5 separate regions of the Homo sapiens genome follow, and all the other regions are linked to region 4. Evidence: chromatin loops called from intact Hi-C (ENCODE). Cell type or tissue: heart right ventricle. All regions are shown on one strand.

Region 1 (5,000 bases), 400 kb before region 4:
TGAAATTCACACCATGTCATGAATTTTTTAAATGCTCTGGAAAATCTGGTGAATATTTATTTCATTTTCCAGCTCAATCATGCCTCAAAGAACAGCTATGTATCACATACAGAAAAAAAAAATCATTGACTGAGGAGAATGCAAGATATGTTTAATTTTTACCAAAAATAAACACAATTTCAACTACTATTACATTAAATTTGTGCATAATTGTAAAAATAGCAAAATCTTTTCAACACTCGGCCTCTACCAGTTACTGTTCTAACTTCTTTACGTGTATTAATTCATTTAATCTTCATAACAATTTCACAAATAAAATGTTATTATCATCTTTGTTTTACAGATTAGGAACCCAAAACATCAAACAGTGTAATTTACACACTTGGTATTATACTTAGTATTATACAGTTAACAGCAGCATGGGAATTTGAACCCAGGAATTCCAGGTCTAGAATCTATCTATCTACACACACACACACACACACACACACACACACACACACACACACATAAACCATGAATACATATGCGTGTGTGTGCATGTGTTTGTGTGTCTATACTCAGTGAACAAAGTAGATGTCTTTGCCATTTTGACAGAATAAAAATATCAGTGTTAGAACAGGACTTAGCAGTTAAAGTGAGTTACCAAGGTCACAACATTAATGAATGATAGTATTGACACTAGACTATTACTCTCAGTTCAGCACTACTCTCTTAGCACTAAACTGTATTAATGTTAATTTTACTCATTTTAAAACCAGTTATTTAAATACATTATCGATATTAGTAAAATAAAATCTGTATTGGCATTTATTGTGTAACTGATTTATTAATTATCCCTGTAAACTAGTGAATTTATTTTAGAGAAAACTAAACTTTGTTTTATTTTAGAGAAAACGTCTTGAGAAAAATGCAAGCTAATGAAAATGCCTTTTTACTAAAGATGAATCCTACAGGAAACTTAAAGTCAATTTAATTGATTTTATCACATTACTAAACTTTACATAGAAAGACTATATATTTGCATTTTGAATCTTAATCCTCATAAATTTATGCCACCCTCATTATCTACTTTAACATTTAGTCACTCACAGCCACTTCATAAATTCTCATGACATAAAAAGATTGCTGTCACGTAGGAAGCAAGGCGTATGGAGACAAAGGAACTCAAAGATTCTGGATTTACAGTTTGAGTCCAAGTGACTTACATCTATGTACCTCAGTTTCGTCAAATATAAAATGGGTTTACTGTGAAGATCAATAAAAATAATGCCTGTAAAAAAGTTGTGTAAACCTTAAATTGCTTTGGAAGTATTAGATGATGTTCTTTTTTGGTAATATCCTGAAACACTGCTGTGTCAAAAACAATCCCATTAAGAGATCACCAATATCCTTTCCCTTATGTCTTTTTAACTTCCAGGCTCTCTCCTTCCATTCCTCCTCAGTTCCCTTGAACGTATACTATTTGGCACTTGATGAGATTTTGGATTTCATCCCTTCCAAGGCACGGCTCTTGGTTTTCATTATGATCTCTTAGTTTGTGAGAGGAGAAACTCCTGCTGCAATTCTTTAGCAGATAGATTTAGAATAAAGTTAGAACTGTGTAGTTTCTGCCAGGAAACACTGTCAGTCAATCTAACAGTTGTTAATAATAACAAATAGATTTTTACAGACTAATTTCTTTTAACCAGCTAAAATATTTTCAACCAATGAACCATTTCCCAAACAATTAAACATTCTGATTTTTCTCATATGGATGAGAAAAATACCCATACCCTCTAATTGCCCAGTATTTCAGCCATAAAAATAACATTGTCATTAAAAAAAATGAGCTGGTCTTTATAAATCTTATTTTTAAAACTAAATCGCTGTATGTATTTGCCATATGATTTGCCATCTTTGAGAAAGTGAAATTGAACTTTCTTTATTTTAAAGTGTTGCTGTTGTTAAAATGATACTGAATGCAAAATAATATGTTTGTTTTTCAGCTGTTGTAAGACTAAAGAGATTTTTTGAATACTTCAATTATAAAAACATTTAAAACATACAAACTTGTGCAATTTTTATTTTAATGAAGATGAGAAGTTCATTAAAGAAGATAAATATTTCATTAGCTCTTAAATAAAACAAAGAGATTTTTTGGCTTCTCTCAGCACAAAATTCCTTTGAAAGATTAATTAATACATGCAAATTATGCAAATTAGACCCATGCAAATATTTTATGAAGACAATTAAGGGAACCATTAATTACTGCTTTTTTTGCTTCAGTGAGATTCATTCATTTAATTTTAATTTCACTTTAACTGTTTTGATGTATAATCTTGCAGCTAAGAACTTTATCTTTCTTGGCGGGTCACTTAAACTTAGAAATTTCATCAAGTGAGCACACAGAAATCTGTAAAGATATTCTCAAGACTATGTTTAGTATCAAGAGAAATTTCTGACACAATGCACTCCCAGAAACAGGGAAACTGGAAGGGAATGTGAGCTCATTCTTGGACAAGGTTCAACTACTGGAAAAGCAATTAATTTGCTTTGGCTGTGCTAATATAGGGGAATTAGAAAGTGTGACACAAGACAAATAGAAATAATTAGTTCTCCAAAATGATGTTCTCATTAATATGGTTTGAACAGTAGAAATAAAACAACATTATTGTGGCATGTCTGCATTCTGTCCCTAACCATGGGAGGTAGGATAATGCACTATAAGCATTTTTATATTTATAGTTTAAATGATTATGTTTTTTTCTAAAGAAGAATTTATATCAAAGAGTTTATATGCTTAGAATGTCTAAATATATACATGCTATCAAATTAATAACACACTTTCCATAACCATGCATTTGTATACCAATTTTTTATTTTGCTCATACAAATCTGTATTGTAATGAACAGATTTAAAATGGGGGTTCTTTTTCTGTTACTTAAATATTTTCAGATCACTTTTATGACTCTTGAAGTATAACATTTCTCAGAAAAAAAATTAATTGTATTTATGCTCTATCTTAAAGAAGCCACTGTGTTTCTTAAAGTTTCTCTAAGATGGCTAGGATATCCTTACCATGGGGGATGAATACAAAAAGAGGAAGCAGGCTTTGTGAATATGAACTATTAGAGTTAGTTGTTATCTATATTACTAAATGATAACCTTCTTCAGCTTTTGTAGTCATTATATACATTTTTTGTTGTGATGATGTTTGATGAACAAGTTAATTGGATAACTTGCTCCAACTGAACCATCATTTTTTTCACTTGATAATAAAGGTTAAAAAAACTCAAAGCAAAACCTTATAAATATATTTTTCATAAATCTGAAGATAATACTATACTGTATAAAAATGCTTAAAAATTAACGTATTGACTATAATGAAAAAGCAACTTCCTAGTTATTTGGAATTCATAGTAGTAAAAAGTATCATCGGTACAAATACATATATGAAATTTAAATGCAGCTGATTTTTCTACCTCTTGTCTGATACTCCCCTCAGCCCCGCAGCTAATTGTTGTTACTATAGTACCATAAAAAGATGTAAGTGGGCATATACTATCATTGATATTTGTTGAGCTTCTTAATATTCTTTAAAAACAGATGTTAAAATTAAATTTTCTTTCTTACAAAGGTAATCTTATTTCATTCTTCCTTAAATTTCTAAATTCCCCAAGTTTATTTTGCATGTTTATACTGACCGCAGAGATGTGTCACAACTTTTAAATTAGGATCACTTGTGAATTTCACCGGTGCACTGTTTAACCACTCTTCCATGCTACTAATTATGATGTTAAATCAAAATGGATCTAGCATTGATCTTTAGGGTCCCCTGCTAATATCTTTCCCAGTTTCCATATATCACTATTTTTGACTATTGGTCTTCCAGATACTATTTAAGCCCAACCACAAACATGTTTATGAGCAAGCCAACTTAATTTATTTTTTTCAACTTTATTTATGCTAACAAGACATTTATATTTTCTGTTAATAACTCTCTGTTTCAATATTTAATGGCAATTTAGTTGCACGATGTCTACTTCCCCTCTCTAAACTTCCACTTTCAATCCATCATTCTTGATATTCCCAGATTAAAGTAATTTATCTCCCGAACTCTCATAGTGCCAACCCCCTATTACATTATTTTTACTAGAAAAACATGATGCCAGGCAGGGTGCGGCGGCTCACGCCTGTAATCATATCACTTTGGGAGGCCGAGGCAAGTGGATCGCTTGAGCTCAGGAGTTCGAGATCAGCCTGAGCAACATGGCAAAACCCTGTGTCTACAAAAAATATGAAAATTAGCTGGGCATTCTCACACACAACGTCTGTGGTCCCAAATACTCAGGATGCTGAGGTGGGAGGATTGCTGGAGACTGGAAAGTTGAGGATGCAGTGAGCTGTGATTGCACCACTGCACTCCAGCCTGGGTGACAGAGCAGCACCCTGTCTCAAAAAAAAAAAAAAAAAAAGACAACAGATATATTACAAACTAAGCTCAATCATTATGCCTAAATTTTCTCTGTCTAATTGAAATAACATCACAAAACTTCATGAAATGTCCCAACACAGACATATAATAACAATGGTTTCTTTTTCGTAAGGACCAGTTTAGAAAACTAGCTCTACGAAAATAATGTATTTAAATATTTTTACATAGTAAATAATTATAATGAGTTACATTCTATTACTATTTTGAGCAGCTTCATACTTAAACAATGCCTACTATGTCTATATCACGTATAGTTTAATTTATGTAAGAAGTAATTTCCCACAAAAACCCACAAGAGGCCTTCAGCATTTGGAGTTCAAGCATATCCAGTTACATTAAAAAACAGTATTACTTTTTAAAATATATTTTTAAAAGAATAAAATATATTCTCACTCATAGGTGAGAATTGAACAATGAGAACACATGGACACAGGAAGGGGAACATCACACTCTGGGGACTGTTGTGGGGTGGGGGGAGGGGGGAGGGATAGCATTAGCAGATATACCTAATGCTAAATGACG
Region 2 (5,000 bases), 110 kb before region 4:
CAGATAAAAGCATAAGGGACTTGAAGTCACAGTTCAGATATACTAGTCCCACAGAAATAAGCCCAATACATCAGCATCAGGACAGGCAGCAGGTGTGAGCAGTGACTAGAAAAGAGCAATGATACACAAGGAAAGCAAGCCAGAGAAGAGTTAAACCTAACCTATTAATACCACTATGCATGGGATAATAGAAAGGCCCTCTTGTTACTAAAGGTGAAGCTATCCTGGCTAGAAAAATAAGCGAACCACTGCAAATATTGTAGTGACTGTCCTGTGAATGGATTGCCACACCAAATGACAGAACTCTCTCAATTCCACTTTCCAATAACTTCAAGGCACTAGGGATGTGACAGCATGATGAATACCACAACAGACAGCTCCAATATGGTACCATTTTACCAGATCAATATCTCGCTGCAATATAAGAAAAAAGGAGCTGATATTAGTCTACACAGTGTATTACAGATGAGGTACATTTCTTCTTACTGCACTCCTGCTGAACCAAAGCAATAATTCACAGATTCCTTAAAAGGTTCGTGCACCATCACATGCAAAAAAAGGCTAATCCTTATTTTAACATCTGCTTGAAGATGTAATCACTTAAAGAAGTATGCAAGTTTTTTAAATGCCTTTTTCATTTATCGCTTACCAAGATATATAAATAACGAAGTTAGTATATCCAGGTCTGAAAAAGTACAAACATTCATAGATTGCCTTGCTGACACTGTTCCAGTAATAGTATGAAGAAAATTGCCCTCAATATTTCACTACCAGCCTACCTAACTTGCTTCGCAAGTGGAAGAGCACTTTAGAACTTTCCACATTTTGAGTGTGTGAAATATAATCAATTCTCAATTATCTGCAATGGTTTATTCTTTTTTGGATTATTCCATATTTCCTTTTTAAAACCAAAGTCACTGTGATCAGCTACCCCTAAAGCTGCCAAGAGCTGTAAACTACTATACAAGAAATATTAGTTGCCATGTGTACAAATCATACAAAAGTAATATAGAGTAATTCTCATGCCATAGTCAAAGTATAAATGACCAAATGTTTTATTGTTTCAAAATATTTTAATTGGTTCAGGCCACAGATGCAAAGAGAAACCAAAATAACATACTAAATCAGAAGCAGCTTAATTCTGACTTAATGTGACTCATGATTATCTTTTTTAATGTACTCTATACATCATCCACTGGAGTATTACTTTTATTTTCCTCCATTTTCTCTTTTTTTCATATCCTGTTTCAGCAAAATAAATATGTATTTCCTCAAGCAAAGTTCCAGACTGTTCTATTAGTGCTTTAAAATGGAGGAATTCACAGCTGGCTCACCTGGTTAGTGCTTCCTCTCTGATCGTGCCCATTTCCCTTCTGGCATCGCCCATGGCTCTGGATATAGATACTCCCAATTAATATCTCTAAAAATATGAGATATGCTTCCTGGCTCCTGTCCAACTACAAATAATAATTTACCTTTCCTTGCCCCCTTTCATGCTATGCAATCAAGTATCTGTACTATGGTATGTACAGTCTTTAGAAGATATGGGAGTTGATACTTTGCAAGGGGATGATGACTCTCAGTATTTTCCTAGCTGCTGCCAACCTGAACTATGAAGTAGGTCAGCACTAAGAGTTTTGTTTTACAGATGAGGAAAATGAGGTTTATGGAGGTTAAATGGCTTAGCCCGTTGACCCAACAGCTGTCAGACTTTAGTAACCATTCTCTGGGCCAGTGATTTCCAGCCCAGATTTTGTAATACCCCAGGGTGTCTCACATTTCCTAAAGTATTTCATGAAATTCTCAAAAAATATTCCATTAAAGATAAATGTAGGCCAAATTATATCTTTTAGACATAACCAGGAAAAAAAAAAAGGCACAAATATATCGCACAACTCTGCAAAACGTAAAAAACGCCACTATCTGGTGATTCACTGCATTGCAGGAGAGTCTAATAAAAAACAAAGAGGTAGAATAATAAGGCAAGTATGTTATGAATTGTTAAATATCATTTCTTCCTTGGGTCACATCGCTTTTAATATCATTCTGTTTTTATCCAGGAGATGGGCAAAAAGACCGGGGCCGGGGGGAAATCATCATAAACTACTTTATCTCTTCATCTTCTCTTTGAAAATTAACAAGAAAAATCATTAACTTTGTCTATGAGTTTTATTTTATCATGTTCAGGGTAGATTCTACATACTAAGATGTTGCCTGGAAACACTCCACTTGGCTAATACTGAATAGCAGTGTTCAACAGAGTTGCCGATATCTCCCCACCTTTAGTAGCTTTAATTTTTTATAGCAGACCTCAATCAAGTATAGCAAAACAAGAAAAATCTGTTTATGAGAATTTTATTAATATATCACACATGAGTTGAGGAAAAAAAGATATTTTGGATATTAAAGCTGCAATACAAGGCTGTTATACAGGTAGCTATTTAAACATGGACCCCAATCAGAAAAACAATGGTGATGAAAAGCTATTTTCACAGAACTCTCTTTCAAGTTTAAATTGTGACATCAGTGGGCCAGACGAAACTGGTGTTAATTTTATTGCTCTGACCAAAGCTAGTTAAATCTCTTCTTTCTGCAGTCAATGTCCCAAGGTCCCAAGATTATTGTTAGAGCTAGGAAGTCTTAAGTTAGGTCTAATTTGTCTTGTTTTGCAAATGGCACCCCTGAAATTCAGACAGTTCCAGGGCTACTAAGTAGCAGAACCTAGTCTGAAAGGTATGTATCCTAACTTTTAATTCAGTACATTAAGAGGAAATGATGTAGCTATCAATTTCTTCACATAGATCTTTAAGAACATGGGATACTACTTTCCCCAAATTACTATCTAAGAATAGAGACAGACTTGTATAATGTCTTCAAACTAAATCAAGTCTGTCCCTTGCCTACTCTCTTCCTTTCACATGAATTCTAAAAGTATTTCTTTTAATCACAGCATTAGCAACAAATATATGGAAACCATTACTTTTAAACTTATGATACTATACCAAAATAATAGAGAATATTCATCATAGACCATTAATTTATTGGCTGAGACGGTATGGAAAAAATACTAAAAAATGTTAAATATTAAAGTAATGGCTAGAAAATTTAAATTATTTAAATTTAAAGACTAAAATGCGTAAACTAAAGACTTTTTTATTTTTTTTTTCTTTTAAGACGAAGTCTCACTCTGTCGCCCAGACAGGAGTGCGGTAGCCCGATCTCGGCTCACTGCAATCTCTGCCTCCCAGTTTCGAGCAATTCTCCTGCCTCAGTCTCCCGAGTACCTGGGACTACAGGCACATGCCACCACACTCGGCTAATTTTTTTTTCTTTTTTTTTGTATTTTTAGTAGAGACAGGTTCTCACAGTGTTAGCCAGGATGGTCTTGATCTCCTGACCTCGTGATCTGCCCGCCTTGGCCTCCCAAAGTGCTGGGATTACCTAAGTGTGAGCCACCGCACCCGGCCAAGACATTTAAAAGTATACTTAGACCCCATCTACCAGGAATTCATTTTTATTTCCTAGAAATCCAGGGTTCAGAGAATTGAACATCCACCCTCATTTATCCTTTTAAAACTTATAATTCAACATTCTCAGAATATTGAAAGGACTTATATTATGGTTTAGGGTTTGTTTTCAAAACAATGAAAAAAAAAAACATTTTATTTTAAAAGATACTGTGTTGAGTGGCAGCTATGTCCTGGACACTGTATTGGCAATCACAGAAATAAAGGTCAAGATAGATAGGGCAGGATTCCTCTAACTGGATGAACTCACAGTCTAATGAGGAAGACTGATATAAAATGGTATAATTATAATACAAAACAATCATCTTTAGAGTAGAAATATAAATTCAGATTTTTAGAAGCAAAATATATTTAATAGCAAAATTTGAAATCCACTCAATTTTCTAAAGGAAAAATCATAACTCTCAGTATATATAGAAAGTTTGCTTTAAATCAAGCAGAATTGAATATCTGATTATCATAGAGACGTCAAATTGGGATATATGCTTGCCTGGATGTTGTTCACTTGTGAGAATGACATAGTGAATGTAAAGGATCAGGAGAAACGATGGCTCACGTAACAAATTTGTAACAAAAAACTCATATACTGTGACTGTTTGATTTTTGTTAAGTACAATTCAATGCATAAAACATGAGAAATATGTATTAAAAGTCCTAATAAAAATGTAACACACGTTTGAAGATTTTTGAAAGGGCTTATTATTGACATAAAGCAAAAATAGTTTATTTAGCTTGAATAATTAATATTATGCCTCAGTAACTCATAATAAACATGCATTCAATTAAATGTTAAAATATCACTTAAATCAATACATAGTAATTCAAGACTTGGGATCAAAAGAAAAATTAAGAAAAACTGTTTTAATACCCTAAATGCCATAAGCACTAGAACACAAGCAATATAAGGAAATAACTTGATTTTTTTAAAGGCATTTTCTTTGGAGCTTTAGTAAAATAAACGGACCAGTGGCCAAATGGCTCTGTAGAGTCTTTGTTGTCTAACCTGAACAAATCACTTAACCTCTGTAGGGACCATTTTTCCTAATCACAGAAATGGGTGTAATAATGCCAATCTCACCAGTCTGTTGTTGAAAAGCCAAGAGAATTTTTAAAGGTACTTTTTTTTTTTTTTTTTTTGAGACAGAGTCTTGCTCTGTCGCCCAGGCTGGAGTACAATGGTGCAATCTTGGCTCACTGTAATCTCTGCCTCCCAGGTTCAAGCGATGCTCCAGCCTCAACCTCCTGAGTAGCTGGGATTACAGGCACCCGCCATTATGCCCAGCTAATTTTTGTATTTTTGTAGAGATGGGGCTTCACCATGTTGGCCAGGCTGATCTTGATCTCCTGACCTCAGGTGATCTGCCCACCTCGGCCTCCCAACGTGCTGGGATTACAGGTGTGAGCCACCACGCCTGGCCTTAAAGGTACTTTGAAAGTAGCAATCCAGTTGTTGATAATCACAATGGCATTTCT
Region 3 (5,000 bases), 140 kb before region 4:
CAAGTCCTTCCTATGTGAAACTCCCAGTTGCAGCTACTCATGACTAAGTCATACCGAACACCAAAGAAAGCAGTGGTTGGTTACTTAATAGCTTTCTGGACAGAACTTGAAAATTGGGAAGGGGGTACTTCCGGATAATAATACTTGAAAACTATCATCATAGTGAGCTTGGCTTATATCAATGTAAAAATCTGTATGCATTTAAAATAATCCCCAAACAGATATATATCATTTTCTCATTTATTATTTTATCTTGCTAGAAACAATAGTTCTAAATATGTTGATAAAGTACTGAAAAGCCAGACACACAGTATCATTCAGTTTCAAAAGTTGAGGAAAGAGCTTTGGATTTGGGGTCAGAAGGTACAGGTTTCAGTTTTTACTTGTATGAACTTCAACTTTCTGGGTTCAATGTCTACATCATTGCTGTGGGGCTTCAATATACTATTCGTGGCTTTCTCATAAACTACGATGGAGCTGGGGGTGTAGCTAAAGAGAGGAGGAGGATTCTTATCACCTCCTCCCTCAATGCTTAGGAGCAGGGGCTAGGGTTAGAATATCTCTGTTATTTGGAGACTTTGTAAAGGAATGACTCAGTACCATCTATATTCAAAAGAGCAGAATGTGCTGAGTTCCAGGTTTCTTTTCATCTTTTTCATGGATTGTTGTGTCAAAACCAGAAACCGTTGTACATTTCTCTATCCTAAATAAAATAAAACCTATTAAAATGTGTCTAGGTCTGGCATAGCAGCTTGTACCTGTAATCCTAGCACTTTGGGAGGTTGAGGCAAAAGGATCGCTTGAGCCCAGGAGTTTGAGAACCAGCCTGGGAAAACCAGGCCAAATTTGTCTCTACACAAATTAAAAAAAAAAAAAAAAAATTAGTCCAGCGTGGTGGCACATGCCTGTAGCCCCAGCTACTCAGGAGCCTAAGGTAGGAGGATCACTTGACCCCAGAAGGTTGAGGCTGCAGTGAACCCTGATCACACCATTGCATTCCAGCCGAGGCAGTAGAGTGAGATCCTATCTAAAAAATAAAATAAAATGTGTCCTAGTTAACATGGTTAACATGGTTCCCCAAATATTTGGCATTATGTTTTAAGATATTTTATAACTTCAGACCGCACAAATAAATAGGTACCTGAACAGTAATATTAAAAACCTCTTTTGATGTTGACTTGCATTTGACGCAATAAAATCTGTTTTTAGTAAGGTGGTTTTTTAAAAATTTATGTTCTAATCCCACATCAATCCTCTTCTGTTTCTTAACAAATTAAATGATAAATTATTGTTTTGCTTTTTTGTTTTGTTTTGTTTTGTTTTTTGAGACAGAGTCTCACTGCCTTTTCCAGTCTGAAGTGCAGTGGTGCTGTCTTGGCTTACTGCAACTTCTGCCTTCTGGGCTCTAGTGATCCGCCCACCTCAGCCTCTTGAGTAGCTTGGATTACAGGCAAGTGCCACCATACCAAGCTAATTTTTGTCTTTTTAGTAGAATCGGGGTTCCACCATGTTGCTCAGGTTGGTCTCAAACTCCTGGCCTCAAGTGATCTGCCCACCTCGGCCTCCCAAATTGCTGGGCTTACAGGCCTGAACCACTGCACCTGGCCTGTTTTGTATTTTTGTTTTCACTTTCCTTTCAGACTATTTTGATAGGAATCAGCAATTCTTAGATTAGTCTGAAAAGCCCTCTCAGTATTGAAATTTTGTAGGCATTCACTTAAACCTAAGGTAAGTAGAAAAATAAATTCGTATCTAATGGAAACTAGTTCCAACTTGTTTGTTTTCAAAATAAAGGAAACAAATATGAAAAAACTTCTATCATCAAAAACTTCTAAGGGGTTTATAGTTGTATTTATCCTGTTTAGCTCAAGTGAGAAGTAATTTTACATTTGAAAACCTTCATCAAAACTGTACTGAAGACAGCTTGCTATACTTGGATAATTCCATTTGGTGACTCCCAACTAGGCAAAACTTTCTGCCCTTTAGCAAATATAATTTACTGAATGAATAAATAAAATTAAATTTATAATAACTAAAAACAATATATTCAATGCATGCCAATTTAAATCTTAAATTACTCCAACTGACCAACAGAAATCCTGAGATCATCAACATTTGCCTAAAACCTGCTCTATAACTTGTTCAAAATAACTTGGAAACACTCTTGATATGATACAACTATACCATATACTTCCATTTCTGAATTTTTTTATACACAGCAAAGTAGATGGGTTATTTCCAAGTCAATTGAATAAAGTATTACTTATATCAAAAAATACATAGAAAATGTATGTTAGTTATGATATCAAAAGAAAGAAACTATGTTATGCCTAGAGTTTTAAACAGAGAAGAATTGTAAAGGAACTTGCAAGTAAGTTTCTTTATGATTTATGTCCATTTGTATTTTTTTAAGCTCCAATTAGCTCCATAAAGACTACTTTAGAGGAATAAAAACATTCAAATATTTGGCAGTCTCAAACACTCGTCTTAGAAATGTTTCTTCATGGATGAACCTTTATGTTATAATGAATGTCAATCACAACTAACTATAACTTTTGGGTTTGCAAAGGAACAAGCAATTCTCTCTAACACTCCATTTGCAAGTGCAAAACATCAAAATGTGATATTACAATTGGCAAAAAACGGACTTTACATGTGGATTATAGCATATCTTAGTGAAACTGAAACTGTAAAAAAAAAATTCAAAAGAAAACTTGAAAATAATGGTTTTGAACATAAAATTAGTACAACAAAAAAGACTTGAAAAATTTTTAGCAAAACAAGTCTCATCAAAGCAATATGAATGTTAGCGTCAAAAAACCATGTTTCTCAAAAGGCACCTTTCTTGACAAAGCTTTAATTGTTTTGAGCAATGTAGCCTCTAAGAAAATGAACCTACGGATTCAGCTGAGTTTCAAAAAAGAAGACAAAAGAGAGAGAAAGTAAATAGAAATTAACCAAAATATCGAATTCTACTTCTAAAACTCCTCTCAAAAGCTGTCATTTCATTCAAGTGTTAGTCCTCTCTTTCTCTGAGTGCATTGTGGTATCTAACATTTAATATTAAAGTAAAATGCCCTAGGGAAGGAGTGGTACCAATAAGAGTAAAGTTGATGAAACTATATAAAATATAAACTTTAAAGCTAGCTAAATCTTGATTTTTTGCTAAATATCTTAAAATTTGTTTTGTCTAGAATTATATTGCCATTTTATGTAGCATGTATAAATTTTACTTTGATTAGTAGATGTTCTTTACATAAACACATTAAAAATATAATTGATAATATCTATTAGAGAAATAAGCTCCTTAATTCACAATATTTGGGATGGCAATCATCATTGAAAATAAAACAAAAATGCAGGATATTTTGTTTGGATATTGCTCTGAAAATAAATAATACAGTATTAAAAAATATGAGTGGAAGATTTAAGGAAAGCATGCTTACACATGATTGATCTCTTAGAAAGCTGCATGGTTTATAAAGGCACTGGATTACATGGGGCTTTTTTGGTTTCAAATAGATACACTTTGCTCCACAAAGTTATGTATTTGCTATTGTCTTTTGCATTATAGTTTGTCTTTCTGGATAACAAATCCCCTTGGAGAACCTGTTGAAAGTTACGGACCCCTTTAATCATTAATGAACACATAGTGATTTACCTAAAATTGTGCATGCAATTTCAGTTGAGGTCCTCACAGATGCTTCCCCCTCAGAATCTCAGCTATGGACCAAGACTCTGCCTGGCATGTTTTAAACCTCTATTCTTCTCAATGAATTATACACTTGTAATGCTACAGGGAGTTGAGGCGAATAGACCGCATGTTGAAGCCCTATAAGTTTGTTTCATTAATAGGGGAAAATGTGAATTTTCCTATTTATATGCACATAGGCACTAGTATCATTACTGAGAGAAAAAGCAAAAGAATACTTCCATGTCTGAGATTTAAAACTGATTTAGTTGAAACAACTGATGAGTATTAAAAACAGTAAACTCAGCGTGACTTAACAAGAAAACGCTTTAAATGTAAGAAATAATTGTTTGGATATCTAAACATCCAAATCACATGTGCATTTTCATCCTAAATTAAACAAATTCTAAGTAAAAAAGTATACGCCTAATAGAAAAATAAAGTGATTTTTTTGTCATCCAATAAATAGGCAATGAAAAATCTATATTTAAATTCAAGGTACTAAAGTGAATTAAAGAGGTAACTATTCCACAGGAGTATACATCATTTCAGTTTAATTTTAGTATACAAGTCTCCTTATTAAATATCATGTATAAAATAGTCTTATTTATCATCTTATCTCATTAAGTATTGTCTAGAGAGGCAATTTTGAAAAAGAAAACAATGGTTAGGAAGACTTTATTTTATTCTAATTATATTTGATACTTTAAATGTTTATCTATCTAATATATCTCTTATTAAACAATTCTTTAGCTCTGGTATATTTTTTAGTAAAGTTTTAATAACTTTCTCAGAATTAAAAATAGCATATGATATCAGAGACCAACAATAAAAGTAATCGAATTTAGAGAAATGTTTAGAAAATAAATAGATCTATACATATTTTGTTAAAGACCAATCAATTGATCTGCTGTTTTCTATGTAAAATGAAACAATGCTTATTATTAAAATATAGGCTGAATTCTTTGCCTGATTTTCCGCTTTTGTAAAATGCATTGCTTGAGAAACAAGTCTTCAAAAAACAAGGCCTAAAAAAATCTACTACTCAGGGTGCCTTTGAGGATATTTAATTAAAATCTAATCCTGCATTCATTAAGGCTCACATAAATTAAGCTGTCATTCATAAGATTTATGGATTCTCATTTGCATATTGCATACAATTCATCAATTACTCAAGTATGAAAGGAGCACATTTCCCTTGGAGCTGCCTGCTACCCTGCCAACATTTGAAATGAGGGAAAGAGCAAGACTGTCAGGCATTCACACAAACTTTCTTCCAAATGTCTGCTCCTTGATTAATCTAATTTTC
Region 4 (5,000 bases):
GATAACATACTAATGCAATAGCCCTAAGCAAATTAAAACCACTCGAAGGTTTGCTACTAACTTACTGAGCCACTTTGAGCAAGTTTATGAACCTTACTTTTCTGTAACATCATTTCGGTTCCTCAAAATCCCTGGTATTATTATTCCATGCTATTAAGAGATAGACATAGTTTCTGTAAAAAGCTGAGAGTGCTAAGATTTGATGTTTCTCATTGTATATAAATTATGATATGTGCATGTATAAATTATATACACACATATATGGGTGTATAGATAGTAATTTTATACAGTTTCCCTTCTTGCTCAGCTTCTCTTATACTCTACATAAATTACTCCCTTAGCCTGTTAAGTAGCTAGAGGAGAAAGAAACCAAAGTGAAATAAATCAATACATCTAGGTGAATAAAAAAGGTTCTTCACAGCAAAGATATAAACTTGACTTGAATGAAAAAAGTAATCATAATTTTATAAATGCAAGATGCAAAACATTTCAAAGCTTTCAAAGGTAAGAAATAAGACAATAATGCTTATAATAATCATTAAAAATAATAATATAGGGTAAACAGTATATTTGGTGAGAGGGAGTTCCATTACAAGTTCTCAATTTCTTCAATCAGTGGCAGAGTTAGGAAAACCAAGGTAGGTATTTGCAACTAAACACCTTCTCAAGTTAATGACTACAATATTGCATGTATTTAAGTTTGAGTAAGCTTTTTTAGTTGATATATGATCAAATACAATACTAAATCAACAAACTTCCCGCCTTTAACTTAAAAATAACTTGAAATAGGGTTTTAGAGCAACACATGTAATTGCAAATTATTAAGGCCAGGTGACTGAAACATAATTACAGTAGTGATGAGATATTTGTGAAGAGATAAACAGTTCCACTGGATTTAACTTATCTTGGCTCTGCAAGTTTAAACTCCAGATCTGTTGTTAACCTCAGGGGGAAAAAACTTGAAAAATATTTAGTTAAAAGTTAAAGAATATTCTCCAACCACATGGTGAGGACTTCAAATCTAGGCAAAAATTCAGGGAATAAATCGAGTTTAACATTGATTATAACATTTATTATAATGCAGTCATTGAAGAAAGTTTTCTCCAGTAATTTTTTGTGTTTACGTGTGTGTATGTGAAATGGCCTTTAATTATCTAGTATCTAGTGTGCTGTAAGAAACACATAAAGAGGATACCGAGGAGAGTAGATGTTTGATTATTAAAGAGAAAAAAAAAGTAGCAATTCACCAATTTACTGGATAGGCAGACAATTTTATAACAATCGTATCTGAACTAGCTTCAAATTTCACCTAGCTTTCTTCATAACTCCAGAACAATTTTCCTGTCCTGATTCAAATAGTTTTAATATAGATTTTGGGCAAATATTTTACATTCTGCACGACCAAGAACTCCAATTATCTGAGTAAATGACGTTTAGTGATCTTGCTTCCGCGACCCCCACCACCCCCCATCTTTACTGCCACCTGTCCATACTTTTGAGCGCGCGCGCGCACATACACACACACACACACACACACACACACACACACAACATTTACCCCAAAATAGTCGAAGGTTCAAAGCCCAAACACACCCAAGTCCCATGGAAGGAAGAATACCTAAACACGGAAAAGAATTTCTGGCTAGGTCAGGATAGGACATTTGCTGGACTGGAATTCGAATCTTTTTCGTTTCACAGCCTTCCCGGGCACTAACAGAGAAGAAGTCTTTCTCCATGGAAAAAAGAGCTAGCGCTTTTTCAACCCAATGTCCTTCTGGTCTCCTTGCTACACTTCCTTTCCACCTAAGTTTCCCTATCTCTGCGGGAGCACACACTAACTCCGCTCCTTCTCTCAATCTTCAAACTTATTTGGAGGGTACCGAAGTTTCTGCGCAAATTTTGCGCGCAGTTCCCACGTGCCCGCTTCAGGTCTTCAACTTTCCCTATTTTCTTTCTCCCGGAATCTCACTCTGAACTTTTGCCTCTGCGCTTCCTTGCAGAGAACCGTGGGGACAAAGCGGCGCTGTGAAAGGGGGTGGAATGATCATCTCTACCCCGAAACTGACAAGTTGCCCCACTCCCGCCCCCTCTTGGTAGATCCTCCCCCACTGAGCGTTCATTAGCATAAAACTGGTCTGGCTGGGGACCGGTCCCGCCGCCTCCTCCGTGCGCGCGCTTTGCTGGGCTGGGGAAGCCAAGGCACAGAGTATCAGGGCCGCTGAGCATCCCAGTGCAAAGTGTGCACCTGCTCGCTGCTTAAGCTACTAACCTTTAAGAAAAGAAAAGAGAGAGAAAGACAGAAAGAAAACACACTTTGGAGAGAAAGAGACAGAGAACTCGAAAGAGAGATCGAGAGAGAGCGCGCTCCGTGGCTTTCCTTCCTAATCTCTCCAGTTCAGCTTCCATTGAGTCTCGGGCAATCGGTCACCTCCCCCTACCGAAGAAAACCTGCTGGTTGCCCTCGCATCTGCCCCGGGGCCACCGTACCCCTTTATTTCCTTTGCACACGCACTCGCTCACACGCGGACACACGCACACATGCGCGAACACACAGACCCCTCCCCTCGGCTGGCTTCCCCTCCGGGCTTCGGAGCTCAAGTCCCCGGAGCCCATCCCCCGGGATGGACCCGGTCTCTCAGCTTCGCGGGTCATTTCCCTCCCGACCTCAAAGTGCCCTCCTCGGGTGCTGGTCCGCTCCCTCGCCTTTCCCAGCGGGGCCCTCACCCGGAGCGCGTCTCCCCGCTCCCCGAGCCCTGCGGAGCAGGTCACGACCTCCCCCCGCCCCCGGGACACCGCTCGGCGCCACAGATCAGCCCTGTCGGTGCCGGGAGGCTGGCCGTGGAACCCAGGTCCTGGGGAGCGCACGAACGCGGACAGCAGCGCTGAGAGGGGTCTCCAGGCGCCCGCGCGCCCGGGGCAGGGGGCTGTGGCTCCAGCAAAGGCGCCGTCCTCCTCCCTCTCGTCCCCTCCGCCCCGAGGCTCGGCTTTCCCACATCCCACAGCAGCCCATCCCCGGGACCCAGAGGGCAAGGGGAGGACCGGGCCGAAGAGCGAGGTCTGGGCAGGGTGAGGTGCCAACTTCTCAGGGGGTCGGGCGCGGCTGGCGAGCCCCGAGCAGGGAGAGGAGAGGGCCGCGCTCGCCGGGGCGCGCGGCTCGCGGGCGCGCAGAGCGAGCGGCGCCGGGAAAGGAGCGAGGGCAGGCGAGCAGGCTGGTGGGAAGGGGCGCGGGCGGCGGGGGCTATCCCCCCCGACTCACCTTGCGTTGGTGCAGTCATTGTAGAGGGTCTCGAAGTCCTTCCTGGAGATGAGTTTGCAGCGGTTCACTCCTGGCTGGATGGCGCCCAGTCCCCTCAGGATGCGAACTTGTTCCACATTGCACACCACCGGCGTGATCTCCAGCCGCTTCAGCTTGGTGTAGACCGTATGCAAGCCCCCCACCAAGTGCTTCAGGAACAGGTCGAAAGCCTGGGGCAGGCAGATCAGCTCGCAGCCCTCCACCGTGAAGGAAGCCACTTTGGCCCCCCTCAGATCCACCATTTTGCACTCATTATTCTGAGGGGTGTTTTCCACTGGGGACGGGGTTGAGTACACGGGTTTCCCGGGGAGGGGGCCGCAGCTGCTGCTGCTACTGCTGCTGCTGCTACTACTGCTGCTGCTGCTGCTGCTGCTACTGCTGCTGCTGCTGCTGCCGGTGCTGGCGTTGATGGGGGTGCTGGAAGCGACGCCGCCGCCAGCGCTGATGCCGCCGCCGCCGCCGCCGCTGCCGTTGCTCGCGGCCGCCAGGTTGGGGTTGCAGTTGCTGCCACCGCCGCCGCCGCCACCGCCGCCTCCGTTGCCGCTGCTGCCGCCGCCGCCTCCGCTGCCGCCGCCGCCGCCGCCGCCGCCGGTAGAGGTGACTGTGGCCGCCGCCGCCGCCGCCGAAGCGATGGGCTCCGGGCGGAACAGAGTTGGCCCAGAGGACGCCGGGGGTCCGATGGAAGGAGCCGGAGACGAAGTCGCCGAAGAGGTGGAGGTGGTGGTGCCAGAGGAGGAAGCAGACGTGGAGATTGGGGGTTGAGGGGGGACCAGCTGGGTCGGAGGGATCAAAGCCGCCGGCACTGCCATGGTCACATATAAGGGGAAACAGACGGAGGAGAAGCGAGAGGAAAAGTTGCCACACACCCCCGGGAGGGGAAGGGGAAAAAAGGGGGGAGAAGGAGCGAGGGGGGCAACAACAACTCCGGGAGAGAACGAGAAGGAGAAAGGGAGAGAAGGGGGAGAAAAGGAGGTGAAGGTAATAAAGAGCGAGCGCAAGAGGGGCGAGCACGAGAGGCGCTCTGGAGAGGAACGCACAAAAGTGTCCCGCAAGTCGAAATGCGAGTCCTCTCCGGGGGCTGGGATCGAGGGCTGGTTTGGGGGTGGGGGTGGGGCGGGGAGGGTCGGCTGTTGTTGTGTGGGTCTCGCTCTAGCACAAAGTTAAGGATGAAGGTGAAAAGGAGGAGGTTTGAAGGACTTGGGCTCTCCCTGGCAAGTACATTGATCAAAGATTGAGAGGGGAATGACAGAGAGAAAATGAGCTGAAAAGTGCAGGCTGCCGGCTGGACGAGTTGTTGTTGTCACACGGTGCAGAGGGGAGGAGCTCCGGAAACTTGAAATACCCTTTGAAGCCGCAAAAACCTCACTCACTAGTATTAACCCAAATTATCCAACCAGGAACTCGGAGCAGAGACTCCGAGAGCGCGAGACACTGGAGAGGGAGCGTGCGAGGAAAGGAGGAGGGGAGGGGGAGGATACGGAAAGAAACTGTGGGAGGGACGGAGAGGAAAAGCCGGGGACACAGAAGTGGCGATCGGAAAAGGAGAGGGAGATCATCTACTTCTCTTCTACTACTACCGTTAGATTGCATGTCTCACATTCCATTTCGTCCGCGGGGACTGGTAATTTTTTCCAAAGCTTCTAAACAATCGCCCGCCAACTTAAAGAGGAGCCTGAGCGCGCCGAGCTCTCTCCTTCCAGGATTT
Region 5 (5,000 bases), 240 kb before region 4:
TAGATTTCACATGTCATGATTGATACAAATGGTTTTGTATAATTTGGGAATATTTGTACAACTGAGAGATGAATCACGGTCACGTGAATGTGAAATACTAGGTCTGGTGACAGGTGCATTGGGCTCAGAGTTATAAGCTTGTGTGCACACATTCAAAACAATATTGGACTACAAACACCCTAGTAAAATCTCTAAACATATATTTTTAATATCAAGACATTATGAGATATTTAAAAATATGTATTAGCAAACATTATATTTTATAAAACAAAGTTAAATATTTATTTTAATCCCTCATCATCAATCATATGAAATTCAAATATAAAACAATCGAGTATCATATTAATGAAGAAAAAAAGAATTGTCTGATCTTAAACAAATTGAATATGACCTGGGGTTATTTTACACTGAAATATGTGGTTTCTTTTTACTTTCTTTACAAACTTTACGTAAACAGTATAGCATGTTTTTGTAGGTTGATAATTACCATTTCCAGGACTTTCCATGATGAAAACATATTCATCCTCCTGGAATGTAATGGAGTCTACCACATAACATATTCATTAGGATATATCCTATATATATGATACATCCTATATACATCCTTATATTTTATAATTACATGAGGATATAGTGTCAAATAAAATCACTTAACTTTTATTTCCTAATATGATATGCTTGAATTAACAGGTTTACTCTATTATCTAGTCATTAGTTAGAATTAGCAATATTGAAATCAAAACAAAAACATTGCATAATATTTTTGAATTATGTTCTCCAACTGTCCATATAAGTAAAAAAAAGTTTTCATGAAGTGGAATAGACATCACATTCAAAAATAAAAATATTTTCTGCCTTCTGCTTATCTGCATCAAAAATACATTTAATAGTTTATATAGGAAACTAGTACATGTTATAAATCATGCTGTAATGATTTTATTACATATAGAAATGGATTTAAGAATATGTGTTCAAATATTTCAAAGTGAAAAATGATTTTTTTAATATAGAAATGTATTTTTCCACAGTCACCTGTTGCCATCATTAATGTTTCTATTCCTTTACATGAACAATAAAGATCAAAAACAAATTATGAGAGAAAATGCAGAATAATGCTATCCAATTTCTAGAAAATAATGAAAAAGAGCTTCATAAAATGATCAGTTATTAATATACTCATATGACATTTTAAAATAATCTAATTTAAGCTATATTTTTTAATATTCATAATTTTTCCACAATAACATAGCAATGTTAACTCTTATTTAGCCTCTTCCAAACCCTAATGAAAAGGATACATAGTACCAAGGTAGAAAAAGTGGCATCATCCTTTTTTTATATTCAAAATAAATACTGTCAATACTTATCCATCATATAATGCTTGCATAATATGTAAATAGATGTTATAGTATACTTAAGGATGCCTTGTTTTGGAACATGTGGTTACTTCTGATTTTTTATTTTAAAAATTACTGTCAAAAATATCTTTTTGCCCTTTATCTTTTATTGAGGTTTCAAAAATCAAAGAATTTTAGAGCCAACAGAGAAATTAGGCAAAAATTCCTTATTTATTAAATAAAAAAGACGAGCAGTTAAGTGACTTATCTAAGTAGTTAAGTTATTTATTAACTACATTATTACTGGAAGCTAAATCTTCTGACTTATTTTGCTCTCTGCTCCCCTACCTGAGTTTTTGGCTGTGTCTAGAAGGACTTACTTGGTCACACAATAACATATTCACATTTTACACAATGATGTTTTGATAATCTTGTATTAAATTAGCCATTTATCCTTTAGATTTTCACATTAGACTCTAATTCAAAGCTGTTGAAAGTGAAGTGCACATACTGTTTTAATAACAACATTCCTAATCATTGTCAAACTGGTAATTCTCTATCTTGTTTAAAATACATAATGAAGAAAAATTGCCATAAATAGTAAATATTTAAAAATGCATTTAAATTGATGGAATAGTAGCTTAGTACATTTTTTGTCTTTTATTATTGGGGTAAGCAATTTTGTGTAAAAATTTCAGGATATGAAGATATCTTTTGCATAGGGGATGATATTAACCATATGGCCTATTCTTAATCAATTGAATTACAAACCATGGTGGTTCCTATACTTTTAAGAGATGCTTATGTGGTCTTCCATTAAAATATCCACTAATGGGACATTTGTGAAAAGATTTATATTTGAACATACTTTCTTGACCACATGTGAAGCTACAGAGAGCAAATTCATTAATTAAACTACTTATATATTAATTGACAGCTATCAGTTCTAAAATATTTCTCATTTCATGTGTCAGAATCTTTCTGGACTTTTAGGGTAGTCTTGTATATGCTCCACGTTTACAAGACTGGCTGTTAATATTGTTAAGTTTTACTCACCAGGCAGGAAGAAAGATCTTAAAAATCATTGTTAGGCAGAAAAACATTCTAGTTACCAAAACAAACAAACAAACAAACAAAAAAACTTTCTACATTTAATCTGTTAAACAATAGCAAATTTCTTGTGAATCAGTGATACTGTAATTGAACTGGAGACATTTTTAGAGCAAGCTTGCTTTGGCTTTTTCACCCTCCGATTTGGAATCTGCTCACAGTACTGCCAGCTTAACCAAAAAGGATTAACTCTCATATCCAACTGAGAACACAGATAATTCTCAGTAATTGGTAAAAAATGAAGATGAATGGGGCTGAGAGATAAGGAGCAATTAGCTCATCAGCAGTTACAGCTGTGCACTCAATCCGGCTCCATCTCTTGAGTCTCGGCCCCTTTTAAAGAACCTAAGCAGAATAAGCATAGGACACCCCCTCCCTGAAAAAATTGCTATACCTGCCCATCATTTCTCTAGTCTTCCATTTTATTTCCTTACTATACAAAGACACCTGTCATAGCATGCTATGTAAATTACTACCTCTCTCAGGACCTATGTCTAAAGCCAATCTTCTTTTTAAACTTTTTTTTTATAACAGAAACCAAATGACTACTGTAGACACTCTTAAATTCCCTGTCAATCGTTTCATTATAGCAGCATCATCTGTTTGAAAATATAAGCAATTCCCTCATCTAATTATAGGAAGGATTTGAGGTTCATTAACATTGCCAAGGCAGAGAATCCAATGTGCAATTGCAGAGCTCTGCTTGGTGGCCTGCGTTCTCAGTTTCCTTTTATTTGCTTTCTCAAGGTCTCCAAGAGTTTTTCCTGAAATCATAAAATTAATCTTTTCCTTCCAAATAGACACATGTGTTAGAAGAAAGGAAATGACTCCAGCATAAACTATTTTGTTTCTGCAGGAATGGTTAAAATTAAAGAAAGATAAGAGTAGGGTGAGCTGAAGAAGATAATTTTATCTCTTTAACTGCCTGGCTTTTTTTCCCTTCATATATTTGTTTTGTTTTATTGGTTGAGGAATAGAAGAACTAAGGAGTGATAAATACCCTTGAAGGTGACGGCTTTATTCTCAAACTCAAGTCCTTAATCTTACTTGAAACTTCTACATTCTTGTAACGATTACAAGTTTGAGAAAATGAAAAACAATCATATGTTTTGAGCATGTGAAATGTGTTCAGGTTTGTTGATCAGGGCATTAGTGTACCCTTGCCTATGTTCCACAATGTTCAGAAAGAGAAAATACTAAAGTCTTACAAGTACTTCCCTTCCTTAAAGAAATTACAGCAGTTAGAAGGTTATGACTATGGTTTAAACAATGAGATTTTCTTGGGACATCTGTTTTGAGATTACATTTTGAATAGATATGAACTCATTTCCTACTAAGCAAGCAATCTACTATTGTTGATAGCTGTTTACCAGTTCTATGAGTCAGATATTAGCTAGTGGCAAAGGTCCCTCTTAAATCCTCCAAGTATTTTTTAAACTGTATACATAGTGTTTTCCTTAAATAAAATGTTAAGAGAAGTAAAAATGCAGTCTTTTCCTGCCTCTTGGTAAATTATACTCCACAAAATGTTGCACTTGGGAATAATATTTAATGTATTTATCTTTAAAGAGTTACTTCCTTTGTTGTCATTAAGGAAGGGAGTAAGATACTAGGTTTAGCAAGTATTTAAATAACATAGAAACGATTAAGAGATGCTCACTATGTCAATATTTATATACTATTTAAAAACTAGAAGTAAAATTAAGTTTCCTTTATTTAGATTAAACTGATTGTGATTAATTTAGTATTCTCAAAAGTGTGCATAATGCCAAAAAAAGGATAAACAGATTAAAACATAGCTATAGACACTATCAAATTGACCTTGGGTTCACCGGTTTTAAATTCCGCCTTTGCATTATCCCAGTCCCAATTTCCAAGCAGCATTTTTTAAGCTGGTTATGTAGATCAGTCCTTAAAGCAAAAAAAATAGCAACTTATCTGGCCTGTATGTTGTGGATAGTGTTGCCACTAAAAAGAATCCAGGACATTTTTCCTTCTTATCTGCAATGTAGCTCATATCAGCCAACCTGTCACAAGATAGTACTTGATATAAACAAGAGATTGCAAAGACATCTCAGTAATCAATATCAGGATGGCTACAGTATGGAAACCCCAACCAGTGCATATCATCTGTCTCAGCATCTATTTCTATGGCCAAATGAAGCATTAATTCAAATCATAAATCTATGGTGATTTAAATCTGGGAATGAGCACCTGCCTGCTTTAATGATTTATTTTGTACATTTCAGTAAGCAGGAGATTTGTCCATATGAACTGACAGGTCACCTTCAGATGCCAAGAGCAGACTGTTTATCACCATGCAGACTAGCATCTCATCTTAGCAAGTAAATATTAAACTAAAAGAATCCAATTGATTGTGGATGAGGGAGAATGGCGACATGGCCATATATTTTACTCAGTGTGCTGATGCCTCACTCGGATCTATCCTCAGGTGCTCACTTCCTCCTAAAGTGATCATTTTGTTGGAAAGATATGAGCTCAAGGTTACCATGTAAAATTGGGATATAAAATAATTATTCACCATTGTCAAAG

The links. A loop is a pair of places that touch in the nucleus more often than their neighbours do. Peaks named below come from ENCODE experiments on the same cell type or tissue, not always from the same donor. Only the 100,000 strongest peaks of a DNase experiment are listed, where the experiment ranks them.
Region 1: a loop joins it to region 4, with 3 times the contacts of the local background. A loop is called at or near these places in 9 of 110 quality-filtered maps.
Region 2: a loop joins it to region 4, with 3 times the contacts of the local background. A loop is called at or near these places in 3 of 110 quality-filtered maps.
Region 3: it touches region 4 in a loop (2.8-fold over the local background); 4 of 110 quality-filtered maps call a loop at or near these places.
Region 5: it touches region 4 in a loop (4-fold over the local background); 10 of 110 quality-filtered maps call a loop at or near these places.

Annotation. Positions count from the first base shown.
Region 1 is chr13:71,462,407-71,467,406 of GRCh38, forward strand. The region is part of intron 10 of DACH1 (dachshund family transcription factor 1); the gene reads right to left. Among named protein-coding and RNA genes, the nearest start is that of DACH1, 400 kb to the right of the region's middle. In heart right ventricle, no CTCF peak of the experiment used is centred here; no DNase peak of the experiment used is centred here; H3K27ac peaks cover 1,012 bases.
Region 2 is chr13:71,752,878-71,757,877 of GRCh38, forward strand. All of the region lies in intron 1 of DACH1 (dachshund family transcription factor 1), which reads right to left. Among named protein-coding and RNA genes, the nearest start is that of DACH1, 110 kb to the right of the region's middle. In heart right ventricle, a CTCF peak has its summit at 1,913; a DNase peak (open chromatin) is centred at 1,742; H3K27ac peaks cover 1,003 bases.
Region 3 is chr13:71,722,384-71,727,383 of GRCh38, forward strand. The region is part of intron 1 of DACH1 (dachshund family transcription factor 1); the gene reads right to left. Among named protein-coding and RNA genes, the nearest start is that of DACH1, 140 kb to the right of the region's middle. RefSeq lists an enhancer at 4,334-5,000. In heart right ventricle, no CTCF peak of the experiment used is centred here; no DNase peak of the experiment used is centred here.
Region 4 is chr13:71,862,666-71,867,665 of GRCh38, forward strand. DACH1 (dachshund family transcription factor 1) reads right to left here and starts at 4,539. Exons shown (of 11, transcript NM_080759.6): 1 at 3,257-4,539. The coding sequence starts at 4,104. In heart right ventricle, a CTCF peak has its summit at 2,028; DNase peaks (open chromatin) are centred at 2,126, 2,746, 4,026, 4,736 and 1 weaker place; H3K4me3 peaks cover 5,000 bases; H3K27ac peaks cover 3,859 bases; H3K27me3 peaks cover 2,679 bases.
Region 5 is chr13:71,622,151-71,627,150 of GRCh38, forward strand. The region is part of intron 3 of DACH1 (dachshund family transcription factor 1); the gene reads right to left. Among named protein-coding and RNA genes, the nearest start is that of DACH1, 240 kb to the right of the region's middle. In heart right ventricle, no CTCF peak of the experiment used is centred here; no DNase peak of the experiment used is centred here; H3K27ac peaks cover 3,743 bases.